Linked DNA regions of Homo sapiens: regions 2 and 3 are each linked to region 1. A link is a loop called in an ENCODE intact Hi-C map of the cell type or tissue named here. Cell type or tissue: PC-9. All regions are shown on one strand. Links, peaks and the distances in the headings refer to the core of each region. The heading gives the core; the rest is flanking DNA.

Region 1 (7,077 bases), core at 967-5,966:
TTGGAGTGCAGTGGCGTGATTTCAGCTCACCACAACCTCCGCCTCCTGGGTTCAAGCGATTCTCCTGCCTCAGCCTTCTGAGTAGCTGGGATTACAGGCATGTGCCACCATGCCCAGCTAATTTTTGTATTTTTAGTAGAGACATGGTTTCACTATGTTGGCCAGGCTGGTCTCGAACTCCTAACCTCATGTTCCTCCTGCCTCAGCCTCCTAAAGTGCTGGGATTACAGGCGTGAGGCACCGCACCCAGCGAGAGAAATTTCTTTTACATTAGAAATAACTAAGTGCATTTAAATGTGAATTGATAAGAGCCAGTGAGAGGAAATGGTGATGGCAGAGAAGTGGAAGGAGATACAGCAGAATGAGGTACCCAGTGTGAAAGGTGAAGGGAACCTGAGCACTCACCCAGGGCTCCTTTCAACCCAGGACTCACTCTGGCCGTGTTGCTCCAGCTGCCTCTGGAGACATCGCAGATCCTCAGCCCACTGCTGAGCCCCTCGATTCTGTGTCTGCGCATCCCCACCACCCTGCTGGAGCTCGCCAGGTTTCTATGTTCTGGATTCACTGGGTCCTACAGGAGGAAAGTAGACAACACTGCCTCCCAGCATGCAGAGCTTCCATCTTTGCAGGGGGAAACTAGACAACACTGCCTCCCAGCATGCAGACCCTCTATCCTTGCAGGGTTGCTCTTGGCTCTGCCTTGGGCTGAGCCTGCTGGCTCGGTCCAGCCATGGGAGAAAAGGGGTTCATCCAGAGGCAGGCTCAGTTCAAGTTTTAAGGGAAACCACACACGCCTGCTTGAAACAGAGGTCTCTGATTCCCCCGCCCTCCCTGATCCCTGGTCCGAAGCCTGCAATGGCTCCCCACTGGTATCACAATGCGTAAACCCTTCCAGTGGCACCTGAGGTCTTCTATGACAGCTACAATTAGGCATTTATGTGTCTTTCTAGTGTGCTGTTTCTCTAGGTCGCTATAATATATCCTCCATTTTCCTTTGCTCATGCCTTTAGTAGTAGAATTCTATCTTTCCTGCAAACTTACCGCAAGGAAGGCTGAGGTGAAGCTGAGGTGAGGCTGAGGCTGAGACTGAGGCTGAGGTGAGGCTGAGGCTGAAGTGAGGCTGAGGCTGAGGTGAGGCTGAAGTGAGGCTGAGGCTGAGGCTGGGGCTGGGGCTGGGGCTGGGGCTGAGGCTGAGGCTGAGGTGAGGCTGAGGCTGGGACTGAGGTGAGGCTGAGGCTGGGGCTGAGGTGAGGCTGAGGCTGAGGTGAGGCTGGGGCTGAGGTGAGGCTGAGGCTGAGGCTGAGGTGAGGCTGAAGCTGAGGCTGAAGTGAGGCTGAGGTGAGGCTGAGGCTGAGGTGAGACTGAGGCCGAGGCCGAGGCTGAGGCTGGGGCTGAGGTGAGGGTGAGGGTGAGGCTGAGGCTGGGGCTGAGGTGAGGCTGAGGGTGAGGCTGAGGCTGAGGCTGGGGCTGAGGTGAGGGTGAGGCTGGGGCTAAGGCTGAGAGGTCACCAAGCAGAGCTCCGGTGATGGCTTTTCCTCTCCTGAATAGTTTCTATACCCAGTGACCAAGGCCTGAGTAAAATGCATAATACCACTTTGTGCTACAGATATTTGTAGATGAATTTACATTCTTTACTAAATTATCACCTCCCTGACAGCAGGACCTGTTTCTGATTCAGCTTTGGATTTCTCAGAGAACATAGTACACCTCATAGAAAATAAATGCAAAAGATGTAAATGTTGGTCAAATGAACGAATTTTTATTCTGGTCAAGAGGCCCAACTTTACCTTCCTATCCAACACTCTGTTATTATTTGGCATGTGTTTATTTTTATTTATTTATTTATTTTTTAGACGGAGTCTTGCTCTGTCACCCAGGCTGGAGTGCAATGGCGCAATCTCGGCTCACTGCAACCTCCACTTCCCAGGTTCAAGTGATTCTCCCGCCTCAGCCTCTCGAGCAGCTGGGACTACAGGCATCCGCCACCACACCTGGTTAATTTTTTTGTATTTTTAGTAGAGATGGGGTTTCACTATGTTGGCCAGGCTGGTCTCCAACTCCTGACCTCGTGATCCGCCCGCCTCGGCCTCCTAAAGTGCTGGGATTACAGGCGTGAGCCACCTCGCCTGGCCTGGCATGTGTTTATCTTTAGCCCCAAGTCAGCGATGGTGCTTGCTGCTTAGTACATGGTGCCTGTTGCATAGTGCTGGGTGCATGGTACACGGATCTCTGTTTGTGGTCCCATATGAACTGTGCTGTCAATGGATACTATACAAATTCAACTATAAAGAAACTTTCATCCTCATATTGCATTCTGTGGCTTGCAAAGAACCTCATTCAACAGGATCTCAGGGTATTTCCAGGTGGGGCATGGATGGCTCAGAGATCTACTGATAAGCAGCAGGGGCAGCCCCAACACCTGGGTGTTCTTACCTATAGCTCGGGGCCTGTTTCCGCACATCTCACTGCCTGCAGGAAAGGTGATTCCAGGTGAATTACTTCTTTTTGAAGTGATTAAAGTTTTTGCCCATAGCTCCTTGGTTTTTGCTGTAAACTACAGCTTTTCTAGCGTGCAACCATGTTTCACCATTAGATTACTCACAGGCTCAGACCAATCACTACAAACCACAAATGGCAAATTGAAATATGGATTGTGAGTTGAATTTTCACCTTGTTATCTTTGGATTTCTGCAATCAAAGGATCCAATGCTTCATGAGCTCTAGGGAAATATACTTGGTAGCCAACCCATTTTATTGCAAAATTGCCTATATAGGTTAAAAATTAAGAGAAATAAGGCATCCCCCTCTCTCCTTTGCTGCAGCCTCTGGAGCGCCTTGCCCTCTCCCTACCCTCTGCCTCCTCACTGTCTCATATCCTGTGACTCACAGGACATGTGCTCCGAGCCACAGAATCCCACAGTGAATGTGTCTGGCAGCTGCCAGGTATTCTCCCCACCAGGAGGCTCCACACATGCTCCCTGAAACGTGCTGCAGCAAGCACTGTGAAAAATGCACTTTCTCGTCGCTTGACTTGGAGAGAGTCCTATGTGTTTGAAGACTTAACAGATGCCACAGAAGCCTCAGAAATGCTCTCTCCGAGGTTAAGCTCCCTCCTCCAGCAAGTGGGACATTTTCACATCCACCGTCTTAGCTTAGGGCAGTAGGGATTTCCTAAAGATGAACAACCCTGTCTGGTTACAGGTAGATTGTTCTTGAGACACAGGCCACACCCCTCCCGGCCTTCCCATCCTTGGCAGGGTCCTAGAATGCTGTTTCCACTTTTCCAGATGCAATGGTGAGAAATTTGGTGGTGATTACTGAGAAAACCAACTCTGGTTATTTCTGACAAAATCAAAGTTGTTTGGTTAGGGTTAGGGTTAGGGGGTATACTAGTCCGTTTTCACGCTGCTGATAAAGACACACCCAAGACTGGATAATTTACAAAGGAAAGAGGTTTAATTGACTCACAGTTCCACATGGCTGAGGAGGCCTCACAATTATGGCAGAAAACGAAAAAGGAGCAAGAGGCTATCTTACATGGTGACCGGCAAATAGAGAATAAGAGCCAAGCAAAAGGGGTTTCCCTTTATAAAACCATCAGATCTGTGAGACTTACTCACTACCATGAGAACAGCATGGGGGAAACTGCTCCCATGATTCAATTACCTCCCACCAGGTTCCTCTCACAGCACGTGGAAATTATGGGAGCTACGATACAAGATAAATTTGGGTGGGGACACAGCCAAACCATATCGGGGGGATTTGCAAAAGTCACCCCTATCATAATGCCTGAGGGTTTGTACTGCTACATCAATTACATTTTATTTTTTCTTTCCCTCCCTCCCTGTCTCCCTTCTTTCCTTTCTTTCTTTATTAAAATGTAAGCTTCCTGAGGGTAGGGACACTGACTGTCTTACCCAACTCCTGGAATTTGTGCCTGACACCTAATAAGAACTCACTATATACTTGTTTTGTTGAATGACATTTCAAAATTGATATTGACATGAACTGAGACCTGAAAGGTAATAGAACTCTGTTGCCTTTCCTCATCCTGAATTGCTCTCTATGTTTATAAAATGGTGCTTTTTTACCAAATCAGACCCAGTGTTACACATTTACATTGGATTAGCTCATTCAGTCCATATAAAATTCTATTGTCATTGTTATTATCTGCATCTTTATAGACAATGAAACAGGTTTTTAGAGTAAGTAAATTTTCCAGGCTCTCTTGCCCACAAGTGGATGAGTAGGGATTTGAACCCAGGTCCTCCTGACTTCCAAGTCCATATCTATCCCTAGGTATCTGTCAACAGGTGAAATCTACCATCCCACATGATGATCTGAGAGAAGTGGCTTTTCATTAGAATTTTACCTGGGATGAATGCAGGGGTATCACATCAAGGTTATCAGGACTTTGATTGCCAGTAACAAAGAAGCCCATGAGGGTGGCCAACTCAAGGCAGGCGACACCCACAATCTCTTGAGTAGACAGGACCAGGAACAGGACTCCACGAGGATAGCAGTTATTTCAGGAATGCTCACCTGGTAGGATCAGCAAAGCTGGGTCACATGAGGCCAGAATTATCCTCACCTTGACAAGAATGCAGGCTTGCCCCTTCCCTCTCTGGTTAGAGCAGCGAACTCAGGAGTCATCTAATTCCTCCATCCCCCCAGCTTGCACTGGGTGAGGAATAGGTGTGCCTTGTACCCCTGCCCTGAGCAAACACCCCAATCTCTTAGTATGGGCAGTCTCTCTCTTAGTTGCACTTAGACAAGAAGGACATTTAAAAAATAGATTTCATTAAAGATGAAAAAGATTTCAAATGCACACACACACACACAGACACACACACCCCTACTGAACTCAGAGTTCTTTGCCCAATTCAACTAAAGACTGGCGGCATCCACCTATATATAGTTTGACCACACCTAAGAGCAAATGCCAGGTGCTTAGACCAAAATTATTCTTCTTCAACCTTGACCTGGCTGAAATCCTGACTTGTTTGAAGTAACGACAGGTCCACGGCTGATGGTCTTGGGGCACTCATTACATGAATATTTGCTTAGCTTTTGGAATGTCTGCACCTCAGTAAAAAACTTCATGGATTGCTCAGGTGTTTTCCAAATGATTTGGTTTAGAAAGAAGTTTCTGTTTGGATTTGTAAGGGCCTCTTCTGGTGTTGACCTGGTTTGCCACTTTGACCTGCTGGGATGACTAGACTGGGCCATTCTATCCAGGAATCCGGTATTGCTAATGGAAGTCATATTTATGCTTACATTTTGAATGAGTGACTCTGACTTCTTCGTTTCTATAAGCCTGTATTTCAAGTACCAATAATTATGTAGTTGCTAAATCAATAGGTCTAATACTTTCTTATAAAAAGTGTTAACATTGAATAAGGAAGGCTATTCTGGTTTATGTATATTGCATACATTTTCTCATCATATCATACAGATTCTAGAAAATCCAATCACTTTGATTTTTGAAGCTAATATTTCTTTCACTGTGTATAGTTTTGAAGGTTCAGGAAAAACCTATTTTGGTCTCACATATATTTCTACTTAGCCCCAAACAGACCCAAAATCCTGATTGTGCTCCAAGCCAAAATTCTGATATAAAGATAAATCACTTCTTTGTTGATACTTACTTTAGTGTCTTTAAAGAAATCTCCTTTCTCCACTAAAATACCAGAGAGCAGAAATTGGCATGCAGCAAGCATGTATATAAGCAGGCTCCTTTTGTGTAGTTGAAGCACAATGCCATCTGTACCCTCTTTTGTTTAGCCAAAGTACCTCAGTTTCTTTCCATCAATAACAATATACAACGAAACCTCCTCTGCTTAGGGGATGGCAAACGTGGACTTTGAATTCAATTACGTGTTATACTTATTAATCATCTAATTCATTTGGCTGAGGAATAGCGTTGCCTAGAGCAATGTAAATTGTTTCAACCAAACAGTATTTGCTTCATCAGGTTTACCAAATCAGCTAATGGAAAAATACAGAAAGATGCAGAAGGCTCTCTACTGGGCATCTCTGGGAAGCACTAGGTAAGTAAAACCTGTCCTGTGTTTGAGGATCTTACAATCTGGTTGAGGATCTGAGATGTGGGGTTTCTGAGACAGGTAGAAGGACCTCAAGGGAGCATGGGGTTCCTTCTCCCTCCCCATTGTTCTCATGTAAACAACCACAGCATAAACCACCTCAAATTGTCTTCAAAGCGACTATCAATCTATATGTCCACATCTGTCTCTATGTTCATAGACACATGTACCTCCAAAACATAAAACAGAAAACATGTGCATCTTCATTACAAAGTGAAACCAGAAATTAACCACATCCCAGCATCCATGAGGGATTTTTGCAAATGCAGTGTGGACAGGACTACACAGAACACATCACTGATTGCTAGGAAATGCTTCACATCCAGAGACAAATAATGCCTGGAAAGGAAGCTTGGCTGTGCCACACAATAGCCCACTAGCACCCTCTCATTCAAAAGCATGGGCTCACAGGCACGGTGGTGCACACCTATAATCCTCAGCTACTCGGGAAGCTGAGATGGGAGGACTGTTTAAGCCCAGGAGATCAAGACCAGCCTGGGCAACATAGCAAGACCCCTGTCTCTCTTAAAAAAAAAAAAAAAAAAAAACCTTAGCTGAGCATGGTGGCACATGGCTGATGGCTGTAGTCCCAGCTACTCGGGAGGCTGAGTGGGAGGATCTCTTAAGCCTAGGAGTTTGAGACTTCAAAGAGCTATGATCACACCATTGCACTCCAGTCTTGGCAATAGAGTGAGACCTTGTCTTTAACAAAAACAAAAATAAAAGCATAGGCTCTTAGGAGATGGGGCCTACAGCCTGCCTGGAGTGCTCTAAAGCTCCTAAGTTGCCTTTCCCTCCCACCTGCACAGCAGAGGCACTAAGCTTCACCAGGGCATGCAACTTGCTCCTGATGAGTCGGACATTCTAGGTAGAGAGCCAGGGGTGTGTATATGGTGTGTGTGTGTGTGTGTGCGCACATGGGAATGCATGCAGAGGGCACAAACACTTCCCCTGGAGTCCCATCAGCATCTCT
Region 2 (7,077 bases), core at 1,328-6,327, 89 kb after region 1:
ACGATGACAAAATCAGAAATTATTAATTACAAAAATTAAATAAAATTGTTAAATACATCCAAATTAATTATTCAAAAAGGCAATGATGATATGCAAGTTTCCCAAACTGAGAGTATCATAAGACAACCTCAGATGCTTGGTAAAATTAAAGTTCCAGGTCTTCCTACCACCCCAAATTAAAATCCAGAACATTTGGGGAGAGGCCCTGAAATCCGTATTCTTAGCCAACACTCCAGGTGATACTTAAAAATGGATATCCTTAGGAAACTCTGAATGTAGTCACTCTTTAGCAAGGCTAATTAAGAAAACAGGAGAGAAAGTCCAAATATGGAGCTTTACACATGCAAGGTGATTCAGAACTGCATTTATGGAACAGATTTTTAAAGTATGAGAGAATAAAATGTCATCTATTACCGGAAAACCCTTCTACGCCTGCTCTGAGCTTTGCTGCCGTTTACATTCTGATAATGGATATACTGAATCTCCTAAATTTGTTCTTCTTGTCACTTATTATCTCTACATGCCTGTCACTTGTTTATCTCTTCAGTTTTGCTTTCTTCATTAATCTCGGCAGACTTTTCCTCTGAGAATTTCAGGGCATCTCATCTAACCTTCTCTGCCTCCGCTGACTTTTCTTCTTTTAATTCACTAGTTGTACTTTTTAACAGAAGACCCTTTTTTTCTGCTCTCGTGTCATTCTCTACTCACAGATACAGTATCCATTGAAAACAGATTGAGAGCACTCCAAAGCTCTCTTCCTGCTTCCCGGAATAAGCCTATGTCACGCCCAGGAATTAGGGAGTTATGATACGGATGGTATTTGCTCTGAGTTCCTAGCCCAGTTTCTCCCAGAGCCATCATCACGGGGCTTTTCAGATGTCCTGTTGCTTTTCTTAGCTTGCTTAGCATGCAGAGGGGTTCTGATCTGTATCCAGGGAGCACCGGCGGTGAAGGTGGCTTCTGTAAGAGACGGGGCGAGATTGTGTAGGATCCTGCTGAAAGTGTCTCAACCCAGATTTACCATGCTTTTCACTTTGGCAGGTCAGAAGTTGCATTCTCTGCAAAAGACTTCATAGCTGTACTGAGGCAGGCTGGGTCACTGGCCACTTCTCTAGCGGCCGTGGAGCCTCTGGTTAGCAGCCGGTGGTGGCAGAGCCCACAGTGTCAGCGCGCCCCTGCCTGTACCTGGAGACGCTGGGATGAGGGCCTCCGTGGACCCCCTGCTCCTGCTGCCGGATCCAGGACCCTTACTGGGAGGGAGAGTGGCTCCTCCTCCCTGGCATGTCATCGGGGGCCCACATCACAACATCTCCAAGGACAGGCAGGGGCACCGTAAGGCTGTGGGCGCCGCTACCCCTGGCTGCTAACCAGGGGCCCCACAACGGCTGGAGAAGTGTCCGGTGACCCAGCCTTCCTCGGCACAGCCATGAAGCCCTGAGCAGAGAACGTGACCTTGCCTCTTATCTCTGTAGCATGGACCACAAGGTACAGATGGAGGTTGCGATTGCCTCCCCAGGTAGAGGGGGACACACACACCTCAACATGTCCCCATTCCTTTCTCTCCCTCTAATTTCCCTTACATGAAACATTTTGCAAAACTCCCTTGAAGTTCCTGGCGTGCTGTTGAAATGCACCCTCCCGGGTCTCCAGCGCTCACGTATGTTCTTCTCTTTTGGGTTACTTTCTGGATTTGACATTGGGATGGGGGAGGCATGTTAGAGGCATATGCTCCCTTCGCTATTTTAACCGAAAAGCCTATAGTGTTCTACTGAAAGGGAGTTTTCTTTTTCTTGCTGAAAGTGGAACCAGACAAGATAGACACGGCACAAACGAGTATCTAAGGTGAGAAACAGCAGATGGCAAGGAAGCCAGCTTCCAAAGGTCTTGTGGCGCCACCGCAAGGGACGGCAGAAGGAGCCCAGGACAACTCAGCCCTATCCCCTTTAAGATGGCGACCTCCCTTCTCTCCACTCCTCCAGGCGACTGCCCGCCTTTCTGAGAACAGCGCAGTGGGAGGACCACCTTTCCACAATTTGAGTCTTTAAAGCAGAAGCCTCCCTACTACGATTTCACTTTGCACGGTCGAGGTCTCATTTTCACAGGAAACTCATTTCACAGAGGCTTTCCTTTCAACCCACATCCAGTTGTTGGAAACAAAGATGTACATGTCACCTAAAAAAAAAAAAAAAAAAAAAAGGCTGGGCGCGTGGCTCACGCCTGTAATCCCAGCACTTCCGGAGGCCGAGGCGGGCGGATCACCAGGTCAGGAGATGGAGACCATCCTGGCTAACACGGTGAAACCCTGTCTCTACTAAAAATACCAAAAAATTAGCCAGGCACGGTGGCTCACGCCTGTAATCCCAGCACTTTGGGAGGCCGAGGAGGGCAGATCACCAGGTCAGGAGATGGAGACCATCCTGGCTAACACGGTGAAACCCCGTCTCTACTAAAAAATACAACAACAAAAAAAAGTTAGCCAGGCGTGGTGGCGGGTGCCTGTAGTCCCAGGTACTTGGGAGGCTGAGGCAGGAGAATGGCGTGAACCCGGGAGGGGGAGCTTGCAGTGAGCCGAGATCGCGCCACTGCCCCTCTAGCCTGGGCGACAGACCGAGACTCCGTTTCAAAAAAAAAAAAAAAAAAAAAAACAGAAAATAGTTCAAACAAAGGGACAGTAGAAAATGAAAATCTCTACCATTTGTCAAAGGGCCCATTAAGCTCATTATTTTCTGAAAAGCAATCTTTCGGCCGCCTTTTGTCAGTTCCAAGTTTAGAACTGCACATTCAGGTTGTGAACGTGGAAATTAAGCTAAGAGGGGCTTGACTGATGCTATTTTTAAGGCAGTCCACGTGTTCTCATGGGATGGGAGGAGAGACGCAAATATTCATTAGGAAAGGAGCACCTCATTGGCTGTAAGCTCCACTTCTGCTGCCTCTAGCATTGGCACAGCTTGGAACCATCCCACAGCCCTTCCAGCCCCAGAACACCTCAGTGTCCCATGGCTGGCTTCCTACTGTGGCTGCAGCTAGTTCTGAACACCTGGCAGGGCTTCCCTGGCCTTACTACCTACAGTTCCAAGGGTCCCTGTTCAATCCTCCCCTCTTCATTCTTCAGCTTTTCCAAGGTTTCCACTTTCATGACAGAGAAAAACGAAAAGTGAGCTCATTGTAACCCACAGGGCTGGGGATTCATGATCCCCTTGACTGGGCAAGCAAATCACTTTTGTTGGTTTTTCTAACCTGTTGGCCTCTGATACAAACAGCCCCTCTAGCAGTAGAGCTGGTGTTTGCAAGTGGGACCTTGGAGCTGGAGCTTCTGGCTTTGAACACCTGCCCCACAGTTTCCTGGTTGTATGACCCTAGAAAAGATAATTGGCTTCTCTAAGCCCCAGGATGATCAACATACTTACCCCAAGAGAGTAATTGTGAGGATCAGAAAATATTATTCATGGAATGCTGCCTAGAATGAATACTGTCCTCCAAAAATGCATGTGCACCTGAAATCTGTGAAGGTGACCTTATTCGGAAATAAGATATTTGCAGCTGTAATCAAGTTAAGATGAGGTCACATTGGATTAGGGTAAGAAGAGGGAAATTAGGACACAGAGGCACACAGAGGGAAGATGGCTATATGGTAACAGAGACACAGAGTGGAATGACCCTATCATAAGTAGCTATTACTTAGGACCAAGTGAAAGAATGTCAAGAATTGCTGGCAACTACCAGAAGCTGGAAAGAGGCCAGGAAGCGTATTTTCTTAGAGTCCTCAGAAGGAGCACAGCCCTACTTCCAGCCTCCAGAGCTGTGAGACAATGTCTGTCTCACCACCATGTTTGTGGAATTTGTTACAAAAGCCTTAGCAAACTAATTGTAGATCCTTTAATATAGTACCTGATGCATAGTAAGTGAACAATCAATATATAGGTGTTTTTTATTAGCCTATCAATGTGTCTAGACATAGTAGGTGTTCAATAAATGTTTACGGAATAAAATATGTAATGTTAATACATCTCTTTGAAGTGTATTTTAAAATATATTTCTGCGGGGAAAAGAAAGAGAGATCAGATTGTTACTGTGTCTGTGTAGAAAGAAGTAGACATAAGAGACTCCATTTTGCTCTGTACTAAGAGAAATTATTCTGCCTTGAGATGCTGTTAATCTATAACCTTACCCCCAACCCTATGCTCCCTGAAAACATGTGCTGTGTCAACTCAGGGTTAAATGGATTAAGGGCTGTGCAGGGTGTGCTTTGTTAAACAAATGCTTGAAGGCAGCATGCTTGTTAAGAGTCATCACCACTCCCTAATCTCAAGTACCCAGGGACACAAACACTGCGGAAGGCCGCAGGGACTTTTGCCTAGGAAAGCCAGGTATTGTCCAAGGTTTCTCCCCATGTGATAGTCTGAAATATGGCCTCGTGGGAAGGGAAAGACCTGACCGTCCCCCAGCCCCACACCTGTAAAGGGTCTGTACTGAGGAGGATTCGTATAAGAGGAAGGAATGCCTCTTTGCAGTTGAGACAAGAGGAAGGCATCTGTCTCCTGCCCGTCCCTGGGCAATGGAATGTCTCGGTATAAATCCCAACTGTATGTTCCATCTGCTGAGATAGGGAAAAACCTCCTTAGGGCTGGAGGTGGAACATGCGAGCAGCAATACTGCTCTTTAAGGCATTGAGATATTTATGTGTATGCATATCTAAAGCACAGCACTTAATTCTTTACCTTGTTCATGATGCAGAGACCTTTGTTCATGTGTTTATTTGCTGACCTTCTCTCCACTATTATCCTATGACCCTGCCACATCCCCCTCTCCGAGAAACACCCAAGAATGATCAATAAATACTAAGGGAACTCAGAGGCCGGTGGGATCCTCCATATGCTGAATGCTGGTCCCCTGGGCCCCCTTATTTCTTTCTCTATACTTTGTCTCTGCGTCTTTTTCTTTTCCAAGTCTCTCATTCCACCTAACGAGAAACACCCACAGGTGTGGAGGGGCAACCCACCCCTTCATATTTCTAAATAAGTCTTTATGCAGAAAAATGTATAATATGATGATATTTAGTGTTAACAATTTTTAAACAATTTTAAACCTAAGATAAGCACAATAAGTAAATTATGGTATCTCCATATGGCAGAATTATATATATTTTGCAATAATTAAAAAGCATTTGTGGCCAGGCATGGTGGCTCAAACCTGTAATCCCAGCACTTAGGGAAGCCAAGGCGGGTGGATCATGAGGTCAGGAGTTTGAGACCAGCCTGGTCAACATGGTGAAATCCCGTCTCTACTAAAAATACAAAAAATAGCCAGGCGTAGTGGTGTGTGCCTGTAATCCCAGCTACTCGGGAGGTTGAGACAGGAGAATTGCTTGAACCCGGGAGGCGGAGGTTGGGGTGACCTGAAATTGCGTGACTGTACTCCAGCCTGGATGACAGAGCAAGACTCCATCTTGAAAAAAAAAAGTGTAAGGATTTTAATATTATTAAATATTTTGACACAAAATATATTATTTCAATATAGAATTTTTTAGTATCATAGAAAATAAGTTACGGTGAAGTTAAATGAAATAATAATATAAACCTATTAGGTTAATCTATATTAAAATATGCATAAAAAGTTTGGAGTAGTTACCTATAAGTCATTATAAGTGATTCTTTTTCTTTTTTGTGTGCTCATTTTCATATACATTTGCCATAGTGAGTGTGTTTTACATTGATAATAAACAGAAATTTTACCTTTAAAAAAAACCAATTCAGGTAGCAAAGTATACATGTAATGTAACAGCATATACCTTCCCATCCTTCCTTACATTGTGCCATGGATTTTATAAACCAGAGTGATTTGTGCGTGTGTGTCTAAAAACAGCATTTGCAAAACGAATTACTTTGGACCAAGTTTGTATCTACAGCATGAAGAGTAATCATTTGTTGGCTTGAAATGGCATTCTATTTTGCAGAGAGCTATGTTCCTGTGAGATATTGACTGAGGCCCTGTCTCAGCTTGAAAATATAAAATGTGTGAAATCAATCAATCAATAAGTACTGTTTTAATGATCATGATGTGCCTGTGATTGTACTAGGCACTGGAGGTTGAAAAGAAATTTAACCAGAGAGTTTTAGAGTTCCAAGAAGCATCAATGATCACTCATTTCAACCTTCTACCCAGAAAATGAATGTTCTGTATTATAAAGCTAGTTGGGCATTGTGATAAAGCATAACTTTGGTGGACTCCAATGATGTATTCACGTTTTATGTGGTTCTCTCACTTTGAATTTGCTCTGGCCCAGTGACCCTGCTTCAACCAACAGAATGTTGCAGAAGTGAAGCTACGCCAGTTCTGGGCTTAAACGTCAATCAGGCCTAGCAACTTCTCTTCTGTCTGGATGAAGGTAGACACAGCATAAGAACTACCTGTGACCATGATGCTCTGAGAAGCCAGCCTAACTATGTGCAGAGGCCACATGGAGGAAAACTGAGGCCTCCAGCCCACAGCCCCAGCTGAATTTCTAGATGCAATCAGCACTAACCTGCCAGCTATGAGTGAGGCCATCTTTGAAGTGGATCCCTCAGCCCCACTCAAGCCACCCAGATGATGCCATATGAACTGCCCCTGCCGAGCCCTGCCCAGATTGCAGAATCATGAGAAAATAAATTAAAAAGGCTTTGTTTAAGTCAGTAAGTTTAGGGTTAATTTTTTTGGACAGCAACAGATAACCAAAGCAGAATTCTAGTCTCAGCTTAAACACTTTTAGGAACAGAAGACTCCATGCCTCGTAAAGTAATCCATTCTGTTTCTTAATAGCAATAGTTATTAGAACATTGTTCTCTATATTTAACAAAAATCTGCCTTCCCATCACTCACAACCTGTCTCTATGGTAAAGTCAGTCTGTGTGCCTGCCACATGGCAGCTCTTCCAGTTTTTTTCAAAGAGTCATGGTCTTTATTCACCACACCTCCAGTTCCCATTGCACCCTGCACACCCAGGGTGCACATGAACAAGTCTTTTCTTTCTAGACATAAATATCTCCAACTCCTTCATGTCCCGATTCTTTCCCTAAACAGCTCAAACTCTTATTAGTA
Region 3 (7,077 bases), core at 954-5,953, 55 kb after region 1:
TAGGTCCATGTTAAGAGACAAACACTCCGTTCAGACACCTGGCCAACATTTATTGCATCCTGGTGTGCAGCAGGCACAGTTGTAGCTACGTGTGAGGCCACAACAGTAAATGAAAGAAAATCTGCTTCTGCCCTCTTGGAACTTAGAATCCTCCACTCCATCAGGTGGTGGTAAGTGCTGTGAAGAAAAGGACACAGGGTAAGGCAGTAGACAGTAACCAAGGGCATAAGCTGGAGCTATTTTTGATTGGGTGGTTGCAGAAATATGTCTCAGGAGGTGACTGACAGAGACCTCCGTGAAGAGTAGGCCCAGTGGCTGTATGGGAGAGGAGAGTTCTGTTGGAAGAAAGAGCACAGGCTTAGGATAAGGTCTTGATAGGTTTGAGGAACAGCTAAGCCATCAGTGTGACAGGGAGACCTGTAAGAAATGAGGTACTGAGGTAGCCAGGAACCAATGCATAGCAGAGGACTTTAAAGTGGTGCGTGGTCATTGTCCAAATTTTCCCATATGGGTCTAGTTTATACCTGCTGACTGCTCCATAATTAATAGTGCTCCTTTCTTCCTTATACAGAAGAACCAGAACTTTATATACAATCCATAAGCAAAATTAAATTCAAGCAGGATTGTAGATCTAAGCATGAAAGCCTGTAGGAAAAAAAAATCACAGGAAAATAATTTCCTGAACTTGTGTTAAGTAAGCAAGGATTTTCAAGTCAAGATACCAAGCATAGTAGCCATAAATAAGGTGAACTTGTATTAAGCAAGGATTTCCTAGCCAGAGTACAAAGAGTGGTAGCCATATATTAATAAATTGAACTTGATCAAGAAATTATTAACATCAGAAGACTATGAATAAGCCTGGGATATCTTGTCCATAAATCAAGGAAGTGTTAAAAGACCACCCCCCTCCAACATGACATGTGCAAACTGGCATCAAGGACCTTCCATTGGTGAAGTTTAGGACAGTTCTGTTTCTCAAAAGAATAGAAACAAAAGTGAATAAAAACATAATGAATATAAAGTGAAAACAGGAGTCCATACTGTACTAAACATATAAATTAATGAATAAATAAAAGTAAAACATTTTTTATAGTAGAATGACAACTAGTACACATAAAAGGCATGATGAGTTGAAAATTGCCATTTTTATAACCACTATATTAATAATTACTTCAGGCAAGAATTTGGGTGAATCTTTACTGGGAAATATGATATCAACATGGTGTTAATCTCCCAATCAATTATGTATTAATTACATGGAAAGAAAATGAATCTTTTTAATGGAGAAATCTAGTTGACACCTCTCTGTCTGAATGATCAGAATGATGTCACAAGCTTTCTGAAGTGATGCATTGAGACGTGGACACAGCCTCAATTATGAAATACTCTGAGAAAATAAGTACCTTTAATTTAGTCTCAGAGAAGAAACCAGAAATAGCCAAATTAGAGCACTTTCTACAACATGAATATGCTATATTCTTAAAAAATGTCAATATCATAAAAAAACAAAAAAGGCTAAGAACCTATTTCAGATTAGAGAAGACTAAACAGATGTGAAAACTAAATGCAGCATGTGATAGCACATTACGAGAAAATGCAACATGTGATGCCACATTAGGAGAAAATGCAGCATGTGATACCACATTAGGAGAAAATGCTATTCCAGAGACATTATTGAGATAATTGCCAAATTTTTATGATAATATGTGATATAATATTAATATAAAAATGTTAAATTTCTTGGATTTGATATAGTAATTTTGAAAGAAAATGTCTTTGTATTCAAGATATACTTAAGTATTCAGCAACAAAGGGTCATGGTGTCTACAGCTTACTCTCAGTGATTCAGAAAAAAGCTGATCAGTACATAGGTAGGTAGACAGAAAAATACAACAAATGTGGCAAACATTTTACAGTAGAATGGCAACTCATAAATGTAGAAGGCAAAATAGAGTTGATTTTGCAACCACCATAGTAATAATTACTCCAGATAAGAATTTCGGTGAATATTGACTGGGGAACATGATATCAACATGATTCATTCTCAATGATTCACAAAAAAGTTAATATATAGAGAGATGGAGAGAAAAATACAACAAACATGATTAATGGTTAACAACTGATGAATCTAGATGAAAAGATCTATGAGTATTCAGTAGGAAATTCTAGCAACTTTTTTGTAGATTAACATTTTTTCAAAATTAAAAATTAAAAAAATATAAAAGACAGAAATTAAAAAATTAAGCCGAAGGAAAAAATCTAGTAGAAAAATGAACAAAAGTTATTGAATAATTGGCTGATAAGTACTTGAAAGTGGGGGTTCACATCATTAATCATGAAGGACAGAATTAACAGTATCCAGTAAATAAACTGTGGATTGTTATGAATACTATACAGCAATGAAAAGAAACAAGCAATTGCTGAACAACAATATGGATACAATGCACAAACCTAACAGCAATTAAAAAAAAAAAAAAAAACACCCAGACCAAAGAGTATATAGCATGTGATCCATTGATATAAAACTTCAGGGATGGACAAACTCATCTATGAATTTAGAAATTGGGGCCTACAGGGGCTTCTAGGGTGCTGCTAATATTTTGATTCTCTCTCTGAGTGCTGATTACACCAGTGGGTTCACATTGGGAAAATCAATCCCACTATATGCTTCTTATGTATGTTTGTTTCTTTATGTTACTATAATAAGTAAAACATTTTTTAAATAAAAAAGTAGGGTGTTTTTTGTTTTTTGTTTCTTGGTTTTTTTGAGACAAGGTCTTTATCTGTAATCCAGGCAGGAGGGCAGTGGCACAACAACAGCTCACTGCAACCTCTACCTCCTAGGCTCAAGCAATCCTCCCACCTTGGCCTCCCAAGTAGCTGGGACCACAGGCATGCGCCACCAGGCCTGGCTAATTTTTTTAAATTATTTTTTTAGAGACGGGGGCATCTCACTATATTGCCCAGGCTGATTGCAAACTCTTGGGCTCAAGTGATCCTCCCATCTTGGCCTCCCAAAGTGCTGGGCTTACAGGCACACACTGCACCCAGCCTAAGAATAATCTTATACTGGAAAAAAAACCTTTCATTTCAAACTCAAAAGAAGAGAAATAGCAGTCGTTTGCCAGCTTACTTCACTCTCGCTCATTTCCTGAAGTACAGACTGGATAGTCCCTGCTGTTTGCTCTGGAAATGGAAAAAGATGAGTCACGCTGATGAATGCAGCATAGTTTTGAGAGGAGCTTTGAGTAATTCCCACATGAAAAAGAACCCGAAATTAATCACTGGCTATTAACACAGGACAAGTGTTTGAATTAGTAGCCAACAAAATAAAACAAAACGTATTCAAACTTGTTTGGAACAGAGGATTTACACTTGAGACGTGTGTTCCAGACACAAGAAGTGTGTCTTCACACTGCATCAGCAGGAGTTCCACCAAGCACGGGCTCAAGGCTGTCAAGGCTATTTCAACTGCACAGACAGCACCAAGCTGCCACACAGACGGCACCAGGCTGCCACACACACGGATCTAGGAGTTTCAGTCTTGAGATTTGTAACTGCGATACTACGAATTGCTTTTTTAAAATTCTAGACAGGGCTCAATGGCTCACACCTGTAATCCTAGCACTTTGAGGGGCTGAGGCGGGAGGATCACTTGAGGTCAGGAGTTTGAGACTAGCCTGGCCCACAAAAGAAGACCCTGTTTCTACAAAAGATAAAAGAATTAGCCAGGCATCGTGGTGTGCACCTGTAGCTCCAGTAACCTGGGCGACTGAGGCAAGAGGATTGCTTGAACCCAGGAGTTCAAAGCTGCAGGGAGCTGTGATTGCACCACTGTATTCCAGCCTGGGTGACAGAGAAAGACCCTGTCTCAAATAAATAAATAAATAAATAAATAAATAAATAAATAAATATTCTATCAGTATCCCATAGTTTGATTTTTACCCTTAGCATTGGTAGCTAATGACAGCAGAAAGTATTAATAGATTACAAAAGCATGGTACTATTAACCTGAGAAGACAAAGTGAAATTTAAGAACACACCCTCTAAAAGCAAGACCTTCAGTCCAGTCTTACCATTGCATCCTGCAGTTGGAGGACCTGAAGTCTCGGAAATGTTGTCCAGGAAGTTCACCTCAAAGTCTTGCTGAACAGCAGTACTTGGGTGGTTTCCCATTATTTGGGGTCTCCCCCATGTCCAGAATTTTGATTGGTCAGCACACCCAGAGCTGCCCAGTCTCCTTCTAGCTAAATTCAGCAAATCCTGGAAATTGCTTGAGAATGCCAACCTACAAATTTACAATGAGAACCAAGGAATGAATTTCATAAAGTTGAATACATTTATGGTCATCCCATTAACAAGTCTATATAAGAAAACAATATATAAATGCAAGATTACTTTGTGAGCATAGAATAAAAATAGAAGCAATTAACTGGATGTTCTTAGTGGCTAAAATCAAGGCCCATAATGGCCAGGAAGATAGGGTTTAGGTAGTTATAATGTATGTCGGGCTCTTCTTTAAAGAGGGCAAAATTCAGGTTCAGGATGGGTTTGGACCTTGGTCCTGCCTGTTTCTGTTTGCATCACCCAGAGTAAATCACCAGATCTACATGAACCTGTGTCCTGATCTATACAGTGTTGATGTTTGTGCCTATTGCCAGGATGAGTGGAAGGACTGAGAGTTGAGACCTGTTAGGCTGCACACACATACTACATGACCAATCTCAGTCTGCTCTAGCCCTTGTCACTTCTCGGGTGCCAAGGCTCACATCCTTTGCAGTATGCAGTGTATACCTGTTCCAAAGGGCGGTATGATCAGAATCAGTGTTGTTCCAATGAATGAGATTCCCTCCAGGGTGCCAGGCATCCCCCAGGGCACATACAGGCCTTGAAGTATTGGTCTTCCTTCAGTGCCCACCTTGCTATTTCAGGTGATGTCACAGGCTTCCTGCATGTGGATGTCACAGACTCCTGGTTTACTCCCTGGTTTCTTTGTTGAGATGAATTCACTGATTCCTATTCCACGTGGATAGATCTTGATGGCCTTTCCATAGCTTACCAGTTTCCTCTTCCTTGGGTCCTACTGGGCTTTCTTTCTTTTACCCCAAGCCAGTATCTTGGTTTCTGCCAGTGTTGGAAATTTCTAGAAACTGATACAATTCGTGCAATAGGACTTGAAGTGCCTTGGAGGACAACATTGGCCCCACTCCAGCCCAGTTTGCTGTGTATGAGATATCTACAGCCTTCATTCAGAATACCAACCCACCACGACATGCAGCTGTAGGTGTTTAGGTAGCTCCTGGGTCTGTGGGTTGGCTGGGGTCAGCTAGCCTGGACTCAGCTTCAGTGGGGTGGCTCTGCACTGTGGGTCTGTCCTCCTCCTAACACTGGTAGGCCAGCTGGTCATACATATCCTTGGGAAGTGGCAGAAGTACACAGGTACAAGCAGAAACACATATGCACACTCGTGCCTGCTGCATCAAGTGGGCTAACAACCCCCTTGGCCAAAGCAAATCACAGGGTTCAGCCCATCATAAAGATGTGGGGAAGTTTCCCTGCCCATTGTGGGTGAGCACTGAGAAGCTACATGGTAAAGGGAGCAGATACTGGGAAGAACACCACATTCCCATTTGTTCTTACCTGTTTCCCAGCTGGTCAGAGGCTCTCATACCTTCGGTGCCTGGCACCAGTTCCCCTGAAGGTCCCTGCCAACCCTCATCCTGCCCTTATTCTGTGCTGCAATTGGCCACTTCTACTCATGCTCATGTCTCCCCTTGCTCCCCTTGCTCCTCATGCTCAGCTCCCCTCTCAGAGCTGCTGACTTCCATGGCCCCCAAATAAGTAGGGTCCCCCATTTCCTTCTTTCACACTGCTCTGAAGTTTTCCTTCCTAACACTTACTTCTGGGGCGAAAGGAAGTAAATTCTAGAATCAGAGGACCTCCACAGGCCTCTAAGGACCTGGGGATTCTCAGGTCTACATTTCTCGCTTTAGTGATGCATAGTCTGAGGCTCTGGGTGGATGGAACTCATGCTTACTTGGCTGGTGAGGAGTGGTCGAGAAAAAAATTTAATTCTGCTAACAAAGGCCGCAGGAGAAAAATGGACAGAGATCCTGACTAGCCAACTCATACAAGAAACACAAGCACTCAATGAGCACATAAAGAAAATAATATTTTACTTGCATTCATAACCAAATAAATAAAAGCAAATCATGTATATGTATATATGTAATTTTACTGGCTATAAATTTTCCGAACACTGAAATAACAAGCACATTTGGAGTTTATATAAAACATTAAATAGTACTGATGAATACTATGAATATTCAACTGGAATAGGACAACTAGAATAGTCCCTCAATGTGTTCCTTTGGTTAGTTTTTTTAGTTTATTTTGGAGGGGGGAGCATGTTAGTTTCAGCTCATCAGCAATATTTATGCCCAATGATCAGTTTGAAAAAAATGGAGCTGAGAGCCGCAGACAGAGACAATCGATCCACAGAAAACAAAGCAGGCAATCCATTGTTGCTAAGAAACGTCATCCTTAAAGGAACAGCAACTTAACTCATGCCCATCTGAAAACTTGGTCCAGATATTCCAAAGAGGAAGGGGAACCTACTCCAGGGTGAACCTGCTCCAGGGTGAACCTAACTCATGCCCATCTTCAAACTTGGTCCAGATATCCTGAAGGGGAAGGGGAACCTGCTTCAGAGTGAAGAAACCAGTTTGAAGTGGTAAGCAGGGACATGGATCCAGGTAGACACAGGCAGGAAAGATTCTGCAGGAAAGGCTTACATGCAGAATAAAATAACAAGAACTGACTTTGGAAACCTGTTGCATAAAATCAGTACAAATTCATAGACTATCTAAAGATAAACCTACCTGTCATCTTTAAGCCATGGCAACTAGAAACACTGCATTTTATAAAGTAACTGTGCAGCTTCGACTAAGACATAATTAAGCAGTAATTATCTGTTAGCCTTGGAGGACAGGGCTGGCTGGACAGATAGGTAATGGCATTATGCAGGGAGTGTAGTGGCTATCGTCATTTTCTTTTTTTTTCTTTTTTCTTTTTTTT

Evidence for each region. Hi-C counts contacts between places; a loop is a spot of excess contacts. Peaks named below come from ENCODE experiments on the same cell type or tissue, not always from the same donor. Only the 100,000 strongest peaks of a DNase experiment are listed, where the experiment ranks them.
Region 2: a loop joins it to region 1, with 5 times the contacts of the local background. A loop is called at or near these places in 2 of 110 quality-filtered maps.
Region 3: a loop joins it to region 1, with 6 times the contacts of the local background. A loop is called at or near these places in 7 of 110 quality-filtered maps.

The regions. Positions count from the first base shown.
Region 1 is chr2:234,254,196-234,261,272 of GRCh38, reverse strand. No RefSeq gene overlaps it. Among named protein-coding and RNA genes, the nearest start is that of LINC01891, 200 kb to the left of the region's middle. In PC-9, for the core only: CTCF peaks have their summits at 2,770 and 2,969 (motif pointing right); DNase peaks (open chromatin) are centred at 1,632, 2,422, 2,932, 4,552 and 1 weaker place; H3K4me3 peaks cover 735 bases; H3K27ac peaks cover 5,000 bases.
Region 2 is chr2:234,165,994-234,173,070 of GRCh38, reverse strand. No RefSeq gene overlaps it. Among named protein-coding and RNA genes, the nearest start is that of SPP2, 120 kb to the right of the region's middle. RefSeq lists enhancers at 1,263-1,765, 3,959-4,458. In PC-9, for the core only: no CTCF peak of the experiment used is centred there; a DNase peak (open chromatin) is centred at 3,730.
Region 3 is chr2:234,199,621-234,206,697 of GRCh38, reverse strand. It overlaps LOC105373932 (a long non-coding RNA gene), which reads right to left and starts at 6,161. Exons shown (of 3, transcript XR_001739236.1): 1 at 5,641-6,161; 2 at 4,919-5,150; 3 at 4,083-4,288. In PC-9, for the core only: no CTCF peak of the experiment used is centred there; DNase peaks (open chromatin) are centred at 2,017 and 3,207; H3K4me3 peaks cover 543 bases; H3K27ac peaks cover 3,668 bases.